2 separate regions of the Mus musculus genome follow, and region 1 is linked to region 2. The links are chromatin loops, found by intact Hi-C in ENCODE. Cell type or tissue: left cerebral cortex. All regions are shown on one strand. Links, peaks and the distances in the headings refer to the core of each region. The heading gives the core; the rest is flanking DNA. Region 1 holds the start of Adgrb3 (adhesion G protein-coupled receptor B3). Region 2 overlaps Adgrb3 (adhesion G protein-coupled receptor B3).

Region 1 (11,295 bases), core at 6,296-11,295, 300 kb before region 2:
TATTAAGTGTATTAAATCCATTTGAGAAATAGAAAAACATAAAATCATTTAAGCGTTATGAAAGTAGAAGTAAAACTGTTCAGGGAGACAAACGTTACTAAGGGAAAAGTCGGACGTCAAAAGCAGATGTTAGGGTATTTTGGAAGGGCATGCTGAATTTACATTCCTTACTCAGATCATGATATATTATTGCTCACATTGTAAAGTTTCTCATGTACATGTATGTGTGTGTGTGTGTGTGTGTGTGTGTGTGTGTGGCTATTTGTGTGCATGTGTGTACAGACACCAATCAGGTGCGTATGTAGAGATTAGATGACAACTTTTGGGAGTCAGTTTTCTCTTTCTACTAAGTGGCCTCTGGGGATGAATGCTTAGTTATCAGATTTGAGTGACAAAGGCTTTGCCTGCTGAACCGTCTTGCTTTTCCTAAAGGATATCTGCATATTAAAATTTACAACGAGTTATTATCAGAGACTATAAACTGACATTTGTATTCTTTCAGAATGTCTTATTTATTGAAAATACATTAGTTATTGTAATTATTGTTATACATATACTGTAAATAGAAACTAAGCCTTTTCTTCCACTGTGTTAAACATTGTTGGCTGTAGACAAACACACACACACACACACACACACACACACACACACACACACATATAAAATCTAGGTTACTATCAATATTGTTCTGTCTCTGCCCTTGCTTATTTCTTGTCTATAATACCTGAGTAATTATTGCATGTGATGCAATAACTCTTATTCTGCAATTGCTTTCAAGAAAGGAGGAAAAGTACAGGTTGACAAAATCCTTCCTCCTGCTGCTTAAAGAAATAAGCAGGTGCAGGGGAGGGCAGACTTCCACAGGAGGTCCCTGAAGATTCAGCACTTAGTTAGGTGATCAGCTTGCTTAAGGCATGAGCTTCCTGGCATGTTTTTGAGTCACTTCTGGTGGGAAGTCTCCTCTTTTCCACATCACCCTAGTAAAATACGTTGGTCCACAAGGTTTGACTTGGTGGAAGCTTTATGTTTTCTGTCATCGGTGCTTTGTCTGGAAAGAACAGCTCTTTGTTCACCTCTCACTAGGAAAACTTAAATGACACACACACATTTCTTTACTTAGAAAGTATTACAAAAACAGCACTCGTCCATTCCCTTTCCTATAAAAGAAAATATTACAAAAACAGCACTCGTCCATTCCCTTTCCTAAAGAGGCCACAGCTTCATGTAGAGTAACAGGTAAATGATGAATGCCCAATTCATGGTTAAAATAAAACATCTTACTTGTAGCAAATTCAACTTGCATAGATGAAGAAAGATAATGTCATAATTGCAATAACTTTATACCAAACCATACTGAAACAAACCAAACCAAGCAAAAGGTAAAACAGAAACAGAAGAGTAACTGACAGAATAATTTTGGGGTAAGTTCACAAATCACTGAAAATGTGTATTCTGAGCTTTTAGGGTCCCTATTTTCCAAGTTACTCCTGCAATACATCTATGTGACAATAAGTGTAGCCTGAATGCAATGAGTGAGACTAGAAATTGACAGGCAATGACTACCAGTGATTGAAGCTTCTTGTGTCATTATAATGGAAACACTTATAAAACTGACAAATAATTCAAGGAACCAGTGGGCTAATTAAACTCCAGTTGGTCCTAACACCTGGTTGGATGAGGTTTTGCTGAGCTAACAGGAGAGGTATCTTGTTGCATCTCCTGCCCCCCTAACTCCTATTACTTTCATTGCTTCATCCTGGTCTTTCTTTTCAGGAATGTCAGAGAAGAAATGGACCAATATTGATATTGAGACTGACTCTTGCTTGGCTACTGAGATACTTTCTATTTAAGAAAAAATTAATTTAAGAAAACTAATGAGGAGGAGAGGTAAATTGGTCAGTTTGTGGTAAACATATTAATTTTTAGCAAGCCATGGAAACTTGTAATATTTTAACATTTGATTATTTGATTATTTAAACAAATGTTGATTTCAGCAAACCATGTTTAGAGTTTGTATCTCTGAAGATACTAGATAAGAGAAGGAAACAGAGGAGGAAGAGAAGGTAGAGGAATAGGATTTGTTTCCAAATCTTGTGCATGCATCATCAAAGACACTAATTACTTAAAAAAGAAAGTGTGGAATGAACAAAGAACAAACTATATATAATGTATGCTTTTAAAAATCTTACTAATAATGGTAAGTTACAAAATATAGAATGTGGAAATATAGTATTACCTAAAAGAGTATGTGAGAAAGGCCAAGCAAAAGCTTTTTGTAACATTGTGACTCCAAGGTTAAGAGCACTAGCTGATCCCATGAGGGGTCCAGGTTTGGTTCCCACCATTCACTTGGCAACGTATGAACATGTGTAACGCCAGTTCTAGGGGATTTGATGTCTCTTCTGAGCTCTGAGGACTCCTGTATGCCTGTGGTGCACAGACATACATGCAATACACAAATAAATAAATAAAAGAAAATAAATAAATAAAAGTAAATAAATAAAAGTACCTTAAAACATCTTCTGAAATAGGCTACACACATTCTAGAATCCTCTTATTATTATTCGATGATAACTTTGCAGAAGACACAGGATTATAAGTGATAATATAGGAGAATGGGCTTATTTTCCAATGTAGAAAGTTTAAAGTTAGGGGAAAAGGTGAAGTAAAAACACTAGTCATGGAAACATTTTCTTGGAGTGACCTTAATAGAACAGGTAAATTATAGGAGACATATTGTGAAGATATTCAACTTTCAATAACCCTGACCAAGTTGAATTATGGTGATGCTATAAAACAGTAGTTTAGATTTGAACGTGTTAGTACTGAATTCTTGATATTCCTTTTGAAAGTCAACAAGGATATGGAAAAAAATCTAGTTTTACAATTAATTTGATAGTTTTGGTGTGAAATACTCTACGTGTCACAGATAAATGCATTAATGTAACATTACAAACATGATCAAATGAAGTGTTTACTATGTGTGTGTGTGTGTATTCACTTGTGTATGCAGATTAGGAAACAGTGTATACACATATATAGACACATATATGCATGTATAACAGGCATATGTGGGAAATGTGGGATACATACAAGGATATACATAGACCCACATGAACTAGATAGTAAAAGTTGGTAATTGTAATCTGAAGACACAGAGCTCACGGTGTACACTGGTTTGCCTTTTGTTATTGAGTCAATGACAGCAAAGCTTTCCCACGGAACTCCATGCAGGCAGAAAACAATGTGATGCCTTCTTGGGTTGGCTTTGGACTGTGTCGTCAGGGCTTAGAGACCAGTTTCTCCTTATATAGTCCCTCTTGTTATTCTTGATTGTGACACCCCTCCGCCCCCAGGAAGTCAGATGAGCCCCGGGTTACTGTAGCCAAGTGTCTTGCTTGGCATATTTATCATCTACAAATCATCTGCTATAAATATACCTCAGCAGGATCATCATCAGGCCAGCTCAGTAGCCTGCAGTTTATGAAGGTTATGGGAAACAGTGTGAAGGGTGAAGCGCTTTATTAAGAGTGGCTTTCCTTTCTGACCCAGCCCTGCATCCTACTTGAATTAAAATGATTCTGAAAAAGAGTGTTCCTTTCCATTAAGGATTAAGCCTTTTAAAATTGTCCCCCTAGGCTGTTTTTCTTACTCCACGCTGCTGTGACTTTAGAGATTTCTAAGAAACATCAAGATCACACTGCTAAATGATAATGTGAGAAGACACTACTGTGTGAGAATTATAACTATCCTTACATTATTTTATCTGTATGTACAAGCCACACAAAGTATTTTCTTATTCTCCATTTTATGGCACATTTACTGCGACTCCCCCCCCCCCCCGGGTGAAATAACAGATTTACCCAAATGTCTTGCAAATATTATGACCACTTTCACCCCAAAAGTTGAAATAAATGAAATATTTTCCTCTTTTATACTGCAGAATAGTCTTTTTTAAATAAGAAAATATGCTCACTATATACACAGCGTTTGGGATTTTGCATTTGACATATGAGAGCATTTTCTTTTCACATTCCCCTAAATGAATAAAAGCATTGTAATGAACCAGAAATGACACAAAACCAAAATGCCACCCAGGCTGCTTTCCCTGGTGATTTGTTCCTGGGAACATTGTTGAAGCCTGCTGGAAAGTGATTAACTGTTTCCCTTACCGGTTGTTACTTCAATGCTTGTCCTAAAAGAGAAAAGCCTTGAAGAGGGTCATTCTATTAATATGCAGTAAGATGCAAGGAGCCAAAGAGCCAATTTTAATATTTCAAACAATTCTGGTACATAAAAGATCATCAGTACCTTCCTGTTTTCATGATAGCCTTCCTTTGAAAATCCTGTTCTTGGCTATGCAATTGCCCCAGGGGAGAGGAACAAGAAGAGGAACAAAAAATGCAAATGAGGGAGTAGAGCAAATGATGGAAAATTGCTTCATTCAACTTCACCTGCTGCTCAGGCAACTCACCCTTAGGAGGACTCTGCCCAAATGCATTACCCATTATGTCTCCTCCCACCACATAAGCACACTATTCAAACACTTGTTTTGCAAACCACCAACCGCGTACACAAGTAGAGACCAAACTAGCTGGCGAGTGACCTGCATGTGCATGTGAAGTCTATCTGATGCATCTTCAGACGTCTGTACAAGAGGCAAAATAAACAATAAGTAAATAAAACGGTGGAGTCGTGTAGAAATTTATCTTCCTTATCCCCCTTCTCAACGGACAACAAAGGTAGCTTTTCTTCATTTCTTCCCATCACTTACCCGAACTTCCTACGAGGGGAAACTTGACAAGGAATAAATGCATTAAGAAGCCAGAACGAATCAAAAGTTTAGAACCCGCACTATTGTCCCAACGCCATGCTGAGAGCAGCTCAGGACGCCTGACCTCGGTAGCCTGCTCAGTGGTCCTGGCAAAGCCTCTTTCGTGACAGAACAAATAAGCTGTTAATTGCAGTCTGGCTGTGATTTTAAAAACAAAAAACAAAACAAAACAAAACAAAAAAACTGAACAACTATAGTTCCAGCCTCCAGCCTGAGGCAAAGAGCAGTGGGAGCTGAGTTGTGGCCCCTCAGCTGCAGACTGGATCAAGGCTAAATCCCGGTGCTGAAATGACAGCTCTCCCGCTGCGGCAGGTCCGCTCTGAATGGCAGCAGACAGATGATCGAGTCCAGCGTTTACTTCCTACCCCTCCATGTCGCCTTCCCGTCTCCGCGCCCCCCTGCCTCTCCTCCTGGGGACTTTCTCCTACACTTGGTGGCGACCAGCCTCAGCGGTGGGAACTGAGGATGCGAAAACCTCCCAGGCGCAGAAAAGATCGGTTTTCCAGACGTGTTTGGGTTTGAGTAGCAGGGCGCGGGCTCGGCTAGAGCCCCGAGGAGCCCGCGCCCGCCCGCCCGCCCGCCCGCCTCGCTCCCGCGCCCGTCCTCCCTCCCGCCCGCTCGCCCGCTCGCCCGCTCGCCCGCCCGCCAGCTCGCCCGCCGCGGGGGAGGCCGGACTCTGGTCCGGGCGCAGCGCTCCGCCGGGGACGCGCGCACCCACGAGCACGCGCGCGGGAGGGTTGCCCAGCGGCGGGTGCGCGCCGAGGAACGCGCGGGCCCCCTTCGCGCGCAGCCCGGGGAGAGCGAGCGCCGCGCGCCGGCGCGCACGCCCGCCACACAGCTTTACTATCTCGTGCCCTCGCGCGCCTCCCTCCTCGCCCGGCATTCAAACAGCTTCCCGACGTCGCCAGCCCAGGATTTTACCCCCAGCTCCTCAGCCGCGCTCCGTCCATCAGTACCTGGCAGGGAGGAGGGCCGGGGAGGAGGGCGCACCAAGCAAGCAAACGGCTCCTGCTCCAGCCTCGCCACCGGCCGGGAGCACTCCTGCCACCAGCCCACCGCCCAACACGCCGCCCCAGCCAGCGCCGCCGGCCACTTCTCAGCGCTTTTTTGGCTTCTTGGCCAATCCGTTTGTTGCGGGGGGGTGGGTTTGGGAAAACACATCTGCGCTCTTTATCCACTTCCATTTTTCTGTTTGGTGTTTCTGTGGAGTCTCCCTTCAGGGGGCCTCTCCCCGCCTCTCCTTTGAAGGCTTCATTCACTTGGATAAGGCGCAAGGCTCTGGCCGCTGGATACCACCGCCCCCCCCCCTATTATTTTTTTTTCCTTTTTTTCCCTCTGCCTTTCGTTTGCATGCATTATTTTTTTTCCAATCATAAATCTTAATATTTGAAGCTGAACCGGGGGGAAAAATGGGCAACGGTGATTGGGACCGAAGGGGAGTCTCTCCATCACTGTTGTTGGGACGTGTGCCTGTTCTGGTGTCTTAGATCAAGAGCCTCCCGGAGCTTTCGGAGTGGAAGGTAAGGAAAGGGGCCTAAGGGTCACCTCTGTCTTCTGGGGGGTCGCCCGGAGAGACTTGGGCTCAGTTTGGGGGGATGGAAGTCAAGGCTGTTGCTGGCGGATGGCAAGATTCTGAGCTTACTAAAACGCCGCAGTTGAAAAGTTAAGAGAAGTCTGTTTTTGAAGAGGTGTGCTGGATGGGAAGGAATAGGGAGAGAGACCCAGAAAATCTAGCAACTCGTGCGTGATTGAGGTAATTTTAGCGGGGGCGGAGGGGGGTAGGTTAAAAGGAAGTTAGGATAGAGTAGGATTGGGTCTTCTGTTGGGGGAAAAAATCAGTGGAGTGATGGCGCCGTCTATGTTCGGCTAAACTAAAGTGTCACCCAGAAGATCAGTTTGAGAATAGCTAAACTCAGTGCTGGTTTGCCTCTCAGAAAGAGCCAAATAAATAAATAAATAAATACAACATTCTGGAGCCCTCAGTGACCATCCCTTAGGCAACCTCTGGCCCTTATTTTTCCTTAGACAGATATACGGTTGTTTGAACAGGGCCTGCAGTGGGGGTGGGGGCAGTTCAATGATTCATATTTCTTATTATATAGAAACAAACAAGACTTCGTACCCCAAGAATGGTTAAAAATAAAGAGCGTTACATGAAGGGTGGAAGAGAGATGTGAAATCAGCTCTTCCCTTCTCTTCTAATCACTGATAAGCACACTATTGCAGACATCCACTGCCAAATAAATGGAAGCAGAAATACCGATTTTTTTTTTAATAAGGAAAAGAAATACGACCTCCTTTTGAGTTCCTGATTATAAAATGAAGCCCCCTTTCATGGTTGGAATTCCTAATTTAGACACTTACTGTCACATCGGCTTTCAACGCCTACACTCTATCCTGAAGAACACTGCGCAGACCTGCATTGCCTGCAAAGTGCTACAGCGTGCACACACACACACACACACACACACACACACACGAGACTGTTCCCATTTTTTTTAAACACACGTAACCTCTAAAATATCATTACCTTTATTTATTTATTTATTTACTTATTTTCAACTGGAAAAGGCATTACTCAGTGAGCTGTGTGTTTGGAAGAGAAAACGCTATTCTGATAGTCCTATCAGCTCTGGGTTTATTTTAAACTGCTGTTGTGTAGAGATTTACAGTTGGGGCTGTTTTGGCCTCTGTCAAGACATAGTGTTTGAATCATACTCTGTGAAATGCAGATCTGTTCAGGGACTTTGGTCACTGGATTGGGAGTGCATGTGTTGCTGTGTTATGCAATGGCAAAGAAGAAGGTTGTATGCTTTAGTTCAAAGACCAGACAGAGAAGGCATGAAAACTCTTAACAGTCTCTATGTCTGTCTGTCTGTCTGTCTCTGTGTATAGAATGGTGGAGGAGACTTCAGTTTAAAGCCTTTTAAAATGAACTTGATATCACTTTTATCAGCTTAAGGGCTGAACAGCAACAACAAAAACAAAAAGCATTGTCATTCATTCTGAGGAATAACTTTCTAAAGGTTAAAGATGAAAAAAATTAAGTTATATTGGGATTAATAAGTTATAGAGGTAAATATAATCAAGGATGCTTTGGTTGTGCAAAGCTGGGGCAAAAATCAATGTAAGAAGAACAACCTGGAACACTTGTTAGAAAGGCAGGAATTCGGCCACTGAAGTCGGCCAGGGAGCAAACACAATGCTAGGATTTTTCATGCACTATGTGTAAATCCCAATTTATAAGCTATGACTCTTACTAAAACCACCATAATTTGGAGAAACATAGCCTAGGCAAGCTCAGTGGCTGCAGTTCTGGGGTCCCCCACCCCCAACACTGCCTTTGGATACAGATACTAATACAGCGATCCACTTTATGCATCCCAGGAGGGCACGGCCTATGAAATGACTGCCTGGAATCTCACACTTAGTGGTGATGCCGAGCATCAGGTCTTTCCGGTCCATCTACCCATCTATGCCCTCTCCCAGATGATTCCTTCAAAATCTGACGCGTCCCCACGAATTCCCAAGTGGTTTTTTTTTTTTGCACAGGAATGTCTCACCAGTTCACACAGTGGCCCCTGCAAAGGCAAGTAGGGGCATTGGGGAGATGATATTCCATCTGGAAGGAATGATCGTCTTTGCTTTTAAAGCTGTGGCTGTAATTTACCACGATTACTTCTCACAGTCCACAGGAAAGGAATAATGCGATGACAGCTGCTTCCAGATTATCAGGTTAGATTTCGTGTGTTGCTGTTTACTGCAGGCAGAAGACTGAGGGAGAGGGAAGGTTCTGGAGTTTAAGTCAGTACCTCAGCAATTAACATGCAGGTTATTGCTACTCCAAAACAAAACAGAACAAAACACCATGCTTTCCCACTTCACTTGATAGAATGATAATGGATGTGCAGGAAATCCTGGTGGATGAATTAGGACATAACTATTAATAATCTATTAAATGTTATTTTTAAATTGAACGGTGAGAACTTGTCCATCACTACCAACCACGTGAGGGCGCTCTTCACACAGCAACTGATAATTTCCTGGCGTTATAAAATAAAAATCACCTGCCCTTCTTTTTTAAAAAGGGCTTTTTTTTTAAAAACGGAATTCTTGAAAACAGCTGGCAGAAATATTGAAAGGGTTTTGTTTTTTCAATGCCTGTGGTCGTCTGCTTGCGTCTCACTTCCTTTGCCATTCTTACAGGCCAAATGACATAGGATGAAGGCTGTTCGTAACCTGCTGATTTATATATTTTCCACCTATCTCCTGGTTATGTTTGGATTTAATGCTGCCCAAGACTTCTGGTGTTCCACTTTGGTGAAGGGAGTCATTTATGGATCCTATTCTGTAAGTGAAATGTTTCCCAAAAACTTTACAAACTGCACCTGGACACTGGAAAATCCAGATCCAACCAAATATAGCATTTACCTGAAATTTTCCAAAAAGGACCTTAGCTGCTCTAACTTTTCCCTTCTGGCTTATCAGTTTGATCATTTTTCCCATGAAAAAATAAAGGATCTTTTGAGAAAGAACCATTCCATAATGCAACTTTGCAGTTCCAAGAATGCTTTTGTTTTTCTACAGTACGATAAAAATTTCATTCAGATACGCCGGGTATTTCCAACTGATTTCCCAGGATTACAGAAAAAAGTCGAAGAGGATCAGAAATCTTTTTTTGAGTTTTTGGTACTGAACAAGGTGAGCCCGAGCCAGTTTGGTTGCCATGTCTTATGCACTTGGTTGGAAAGCTGCTTAAAATCCGAAAATGGGAGAACCGAGTCTTGTGGAATTATGTACACAAAATGCACGTGCCCCCAGCACTTGGGAGAGTGGGGAATAGATGACCAGTCCCTGGTTCTGTTAAATAACGTCGTGTTACCCCTGAATGAGCAGACGGAGGGTTGCCTGACTCAGGAGCTGCAAACTACTCAAGTCTGCAATCTGACCAGGGAGGCCAAGAGACCACCCAAAGAAGGTAAGTGCTCAGAGGCAGGGGGAGTGGGGGCTGGGGCTGGGGAGGGTTTGCATGGAAGTAACCCTTTCTGGTTCACTACTTCAGCCTACTCTTTGCTCCTTTATCCTGTCAACTTTGAAGTGACTTGAATATGTGGTCTTCTCTGTTGCATGGCTCTAAAGTGAGCTTCAGCCTTCATGACTTTAGAGGCAAGCAGAGGAGATGGGTTGCTTAGCAATGTGCTACAGAAGTATGGGTAGAGTATTCAAGGGAAGAGAGAGATAGAAATGAGACCTCAGTTGTGTTGGGGGTTGGTAAGGAGGAAAAAGTGTGCTTTTATTCAGGCTCCAGGTCAGGAAATCTACATATGATCCAAATGTAAAGTGGAAAGGCAGACTTCTTTCTGACCACGTTCAGAAAATGCTTTCCTCTTTCTTTCTCCTGGGCCTTATCCTCTCTCTTCCTGACTCCAGGAAGCACACAACAGAAACCCTTTATAGACTCAGTGACTGCCTGTCACTGCAGTTATGAGAGACCAATTTCTCCCAGGTCTTTACTTTTGTGTAGAGTATTTTGTACAGTAAATCCCCGTGCACACTCCTTGGCTGGCTAAGAAAAAGAGGTTGGAAGCCAGAGTCCCTGGCTTTTCTGCCTCTGAAGTCACCAGCAGAAGGGAGGGCTTGGTGGGAAGTAAAAGCGCATCCACATTTTATGAGTTCCCTCCTGCAAGTCTTTCCTTGCTGCTTTCTTTTCCCTTTGCTGATAACATGCGGGGGGGGGGGAGTGCTGGGGGGGGGATGTCTCAGAAATGAGATAATTGGGGGAAAAAAGCAGTACAATGGAAATGCAAAGGAAGACTCCCAACTATCAGTGACTTAGATTTTTCCCATCCTCAGAGAGGGAGCTAGCAGGAGATTTGAGATTGTGGAATATTTTTAATCATGCAAGAAAGCATGGCACATTTTGAGAAAAATGACTTTTGCTTGGGAGGTTAATAGCTATGCTCCATTTGTTAGAGGACAGAGCCAGTACATATTCTTGCTTGTCCCCTAGCCCCGCAACCGGAGAGTGTGTTGATTTCTTATGCAGGAAATGTTTTCTGATCTCCACAAAGATCCCAGTCTGTGAAAAGGGACAGCCAAGCTCCAGTCCCTCTTTCCTCTCCCTCCCCCAACAGAAGTTGCCTTTGTGGCCAATATAAAATTGACACGTTGTTGGAGAATTTTCTTTAATGGTAGCCAAGGCTTTGTAGGAAAGTGGAGCCAGCAAGAGGAAAGGGGGTGGGGATGGGCAGAGGAGCCTCGACAGCTTAATGCTGTTTCTCTGCTGGCTGAAATTAGGGGGATGGGAAGTATGGAAGAGCAATACCACCAGGGGAAAAAAAGTTACAGAATAAGTGGAGGGCAATGGCAGCCAGGAAGAGGCTGAAGCCTCCACAGGTCAGTGTTTTCACCAACAGCTGTGACTGAAGAAAACAAAGTAGTTTTAAATTACAGGAGTTCTT
Region 2 (5,000 bases), core at 1-5,000:
GGTCAGATGTCAGACCATGGGGCATCCACCAATTAAGACTGTACATATGAAGCAGGGGTTGCCCAGGAGAGAGGCTAGGTTTGTTATGGGCAGCAGGGCTGGAAGAGCTAGCCTTCTTAATCCACTTGTGGCTCTCATGATTCTGTCTGAAGTTCCAGATGGTGAAATGAAGCTGCAGAATTTTTAGTCTGTGCTGATAGGTTTCCATGTTGACTTGCCTGATCATTTCTATCTCTCCATTCTCCATTTTGTAATCTAGACACTTTTCTGTGCTAGTTTGCTTTGAAAGTCTGTATTTCTTCATAGGATATCATCATCATGACATCACCTTGAGTCTTCAGTGACACTTGGATTTTGGATTTTGGGTCAGTGTTAGGACTGTTCAAAAACTATGAGCACTTTGACGTTGGACAGAATGCATTTTCCATGATGAGATAGTCATTAGCCTATTGTGACAGAAGGTAGAGGTTTGGTACTGAAGGTAGTGTGCTTTGTGTTAAGGTGACAAATGGTGGACACGAAATGGATTTTATTTGTCAAGTTGTCAGGATGTAGAATCACCTTAGAGACAAATCTCTGAGTAGGTTATTTGGGGTGGGAAGATTTACTCTATCTCCCTGATTCAAAAAAAATGAAAGAAAGCAGAGCACATCCTGCTCGCCCTTCCCCACTGCACCATGATTCTCGATTGCAAATAAAAAGTGGCGGCTACTTTAGGTGCCTGGTGCCCGTAATTCCCCTCCATGATGAACTGTATTAAACTATGAGCTGGAAACCATCTATTCCTTAAGTTGTTTTTGCCAGGGTGTTTTGTGAGAACAACAAGAAAAAAGTTTCCTATTCACTTTGGCTACCTGGTTACCGATTAAGGCTGCATCTTTGTGATGTAGAAGCTAATGATTTCCACCTAAAATGAGCCCCTAGGTTTAAAAATGCAAGATTTCTAAGAGTTTCCCGGGAGTGAAAACATTACATTTCTCTAGAATTAAAATGCTAAAAGATTTGTCTCTACTACTCAGCCATTAAAAACAATGAATTTATGAAATTCCAAGGCAAAATGATGGATCTGGAGGATATCATCCTGAGTGAGGTAAACTAATCACAAAAGAACTCACATGATATGTACTCACTGATAAGTGGACCATCCAGAGACTGCCACACCTGGGGATCCATCCCATAATCAGCCACCAAAAGCAGAGACTATTGCATACACCAGCAGGATTTTGCTGAAAGGATCCTGATATAGCTGTCTCTTGTGAGGCTATGCCAGTGCCTGGCAAACACAGAAGTGGATGCTCACAGTCAGCTATTGGATGGATCACAGGGCCCCCAATGGAGGAGCTAGAGAAAGTACCCAAGGAGCTGAAGGGTTCTGCAACCCTATAGGTAGAACAACAATATGAACTAACCAGTACCCCCAGAGCTCATGTCTCTAACTGCATCAGTAGATGGCCTAGTTGGCCATCATAGGGAAGAGAGGCCCCTTGGTCTTGCAAACTTTATATGCCCCAGTACAGGGAAACACCAGGGCCAAGAAGTAGGAGTTGGTGGGTAGGGGATGTGGGGAGGGTATAGGGGACTTTTGGGATAGCATTTGAAATGTAAATGAAGAAAATGCCTAATAAAAAATTGGAAAAAGAAAAAAAGAGTTATCTCAGTTCCACACTGATAATCACATCATAAACTAGAGTTTTTGCATTTTCATTACATTTGTTTATATTATTGGGGTAGGTGTTCAGGCCTGCCCAATACACGTCTAGACTTCAGAGGACAGTTTGAGGAGTCAGCCTTCTCTTTCCTACTTGTAGGTCCTGAGCAGTCATCAGGCAAGATAGCAAGCGCCCTCATCCTGGGAACCATCTTTCCCTTTGGTCCAGAAACTTGAGTTTCAAGTTTTGCATTTTGTCAGCAGGTTTCCTTCTGGCATGAAATCTAAAATTAGTTTTGCTAATTCTCCAGGCCATGTGAATTGAGAATGATAAGAGACAAACAGCAGGCAGAACTCGGCTGTAAAGAATGCCTAGACAGATTAACAAAGAAATCCCTGCACTGCCTGAGAATTGACAAGCTTTAAACAAAAACATTTGTTTTGCCAAAGGAGAAATTTCATTAGTACAGGAAAGCATTTTAAGCAAGCCCTTCTTGCTATGAGAAGGTATGTGAAGCAGTCTCGGCATATGAAGCTTATGAACTGCCCTCAACTGCAGCCTTTCAACTGTACAACTGCATTTCATCTGCAAAGGTAAAACGGAACAGTTGCAATCAGATTTACAAAGATTGCCACCTGCTGTTGGAAAAACATTTTACAGCTCTGTTTATAGATTGTATGTTTTCTTTGCTATGTTTACTTGTTAGGTTTCAAGATTTAAGACAGATCAATACGTTATCAAATAACAGTGAAAACACTTTTATAAGACGCTATATTTTGGCATTAGCATTTTTATTTCTTGGTTTTCAGGTAGGTGATTGGAAAACAATGGCAATTTATTTGCAAATATATCACTCCCTGGTGAAACCTACTTCTTAAATTAGATAAATAATTTCTTTATTAGTTCATATACAATCACCAAAATGTTCTCACTTACCTACATAGCTATATCAAGTTTCTTTTTTTTTTTTTGCTATAACATAATCTGATATTTTGCACAAATTGCAGTATGCATTACAAGGTATTCTGAACTATTAATTTCAAGATGTTGTTCCTCTGTTGAAGATGGGATTTTTTATCATAATATTAGCTATATCTATCCACTAATGCCTCATATGTAGTCAGTTTCTTCAATAAAGCAGTATTTGTAAGTAGTTACTTTACAGTTTTACACAGGTCTAGCTGACTAATATACTAAGTTCTAAGCTTCAGAACTACATTAATCCTACATGATTTCGGGGACCCGCCGAACTTAGGAAATTAGTCTGAACAGGTGAGAGGGTGCGCCAGAGAACCTGACAGCCTCTGGAACAGGCGGAAGCACAGAGGGGCTGAGGCAGCACCCTGTGTGGGCCGGGGACAGCCGGCCACCTTCCGGACCGGAGGACAGGTGCCCGCCCGGCTGGGGAGGCGACCTAAGCCACAGCAGCAGCGGTCGCCATCTTGGTCCCGGGACTCCAAGGAACTTAGGAATTTAGTCTGCTTAGGTGAGAGTCTGTACCACCTGGGAACTGCCAAAGCAACACAGTGTCTGAGAAAGGTCCTGTTTTGGGCCTTCTTCTTCGGCCAGGAGGAGGTCCAAATACAAGATATCTGCGCACCTTCCCTGTAAGAGAGCTTGCCAGCAGAGAGTGCTCTGAGCACTGAAACTCAGAGGAGAGAATCTGTCTCCCAGGTCTGCTGATAGACGGTAACAGAATCACCAGAAGAACAATCTCTAAACAGAGTCAACTATAACTACTAACTCCAGAGATTACCAGATGGCGAAAGGTAAACGGAGGAATCTTACTAACAGGAACCAAGACCACTCACCATCACCAGAACCCAGCACACCCACTTCGCCCAGTCCAGGGAACCCCAACACACCTGAGAACCTAGACCTAGATTTAAAAGCATATCTCATGATGATGGTAGAGGACATCAAGAAGGACTTTAATAAATCACTTAAAGAAATACAGGAGAACACTGCTAAAGAGTTACAAGTCCTTAAAGAAAAACAGGAAAACACAATCAAACAGGTAGAAGTCCTTACAGAAAAAGAGGAAAAAACATACAAACAGGTGATGGAAATGAACAAAACCATACTAGACCTAAAAAGGGAAGTAGACACAATAAAGAAAACTCAAAGCGAGGCAACACTAGAGATAGAAACCCTAGGAAAGAAATCTGGAACCATAGATTTGAGCATCAGCAACAGAATACAAGAGATGGAAGAGAGAATCTCAGGTGCAGAAGATTCCATAGAGAACATCGGCACAACAATCAAAGAAAATGGAAAATGCAAAAAGATCCTAACTCAAAATATCCAGGAAATCCAGGACACAATAAGAAGACCAAACGTACGGATAATAGGAGTGGATGAGAATGAAGATTTTCAACTCAAAGGTCCAGCAAACATCTTCAACAAAATTATTGAAGAAAACTTCCCAAATCTAAAGAATGAGATGCATATGAACATACAAGAAGCCTACAGAACTCCAAATAGACTGGACCAGAAAAGAAATTCCTCCCGACACATAATAATCAGAACATCAAATGCACTAAATAAAGATAGAATACTAAAAGCAGTAAGGGAAAAAGGTCAAGTAACATATAAAGGCAAGCCTATCAGAATTACACCAGATTTTTCACCAGAGACTATGAAAGCCAGAAGAGCCTGGACAGATGTTATACAGACACTAAGAGAACACAAACTGCAGCCCAGGCTACTATACCCAGCCAAACTCTCAATTATCATAGAGGGAGAAACCAAAGTATTCCACGACAAAACCAAATTCACGCATTATCTCTCCACGAATCCAGCCCTTCAAAGGATAATAACAGAAAAAAACCAATACAAGAACGGGAACAACGCCCTAGAAAAAACAAGAAGGTAATCCCTCAACAAACCTAAAAGAAGACAGCCACAAGAACAGAATGCCACCTTTAACAACTAAAATAACAGGAAGCAACAATTACTTTTCCTTAATATCTCTTAACATCAATGGTCTCAACTCGCCAATAAAAAGACATAGACTAACAAACTGGCTACACAAACAAGACCCAACATTTTGCTGCTTACAGGAAACTCATCTCAGAGAAAAAGATAGACACTACCTCAGAATGAAAGGCTGGAAAACAATTTTCCAAGCAAATGGTATGAAGAAACAAGCAGGAGTAGCCATCCTAATATCTGATAAGATTGACTTCCAACCCAAAGTCATCAAAAAAGACAAAGAGGGACACTTCATTCTCATCAAAGGTAAAATCCTCCAAGAGGAACTCTCAATTCTGAATATCTATGCTCCAAATACAAGAGCAGCCACATTCACTAAAGAAACTTTAGTAAAGCTCAAAGCACACATTGCGCCTC

What was found. Peaks named below come from ENCODE experiments on the same cell type or tissue, not always from the same donor. Only the 100,000 strongest peaks of a DNase experiment are listed, where the experiment ranks them.
Region 1: it touches region 2 in a loop (6-fold over the local background); 10 of 42 quality-filtered maps call a loop at or near these places.

Annotation. Positions count from the first base shown.
Region 1 is chr1:25,824,521-25,835,815 of GRCm38, reverse strand. Adgrb3 (adhesion G protein-coupled receptor B3) reads left to right here and starts at 6,109. Exons shown (of 31, transcript NM_175642.4): 1 at 6,109-6,354; 2 at 9,041-9,812. The coding sequence starts at 9,056. Gm9884 (predicted gene 9884) reads right to left here and starts at 5,386. Exons shown (of 2, transcript NR_169046.1): 1 at 4,775-5,386; 2 at 4,246-4,648. It overlaps Gm53060 (a long non-coding RNA gene), which reads right to left and starts at 2,326. Exons shown (of 2, transcript XR_001779915.2): 1 at 2,237-2,326; 2 at 1-1,048. In left cerebral cortex, for the core only: CTCF peaks have their summits at 6,713 and 8,842 (motif pointing right); DNase peaks (open chromatin) are centred at 9,687, 10,021, 10,292, 10,965 and 5 more places; H3K4me3 peaks cover 4,899 bases; H3K27ac peaks cover 4,498 bases.
Region 2 is chr1:25,524,430-25,529,429 of GRCm38, reverse strand. All of the region lies in intron 7 of Adgrb3 (adhesion G protein-coupled receptor B3), which reads left to right. Among named protein-coding and RNA genes, the nearest start is that of Gm25294, 76 kb to the right of the region's middle. In left cerebral cortex, for the core only: a CTCF peak has its summit at 2,292 (motif pointing left); DNase peaks (open chromatin) are centred at 1,966 and 2,233.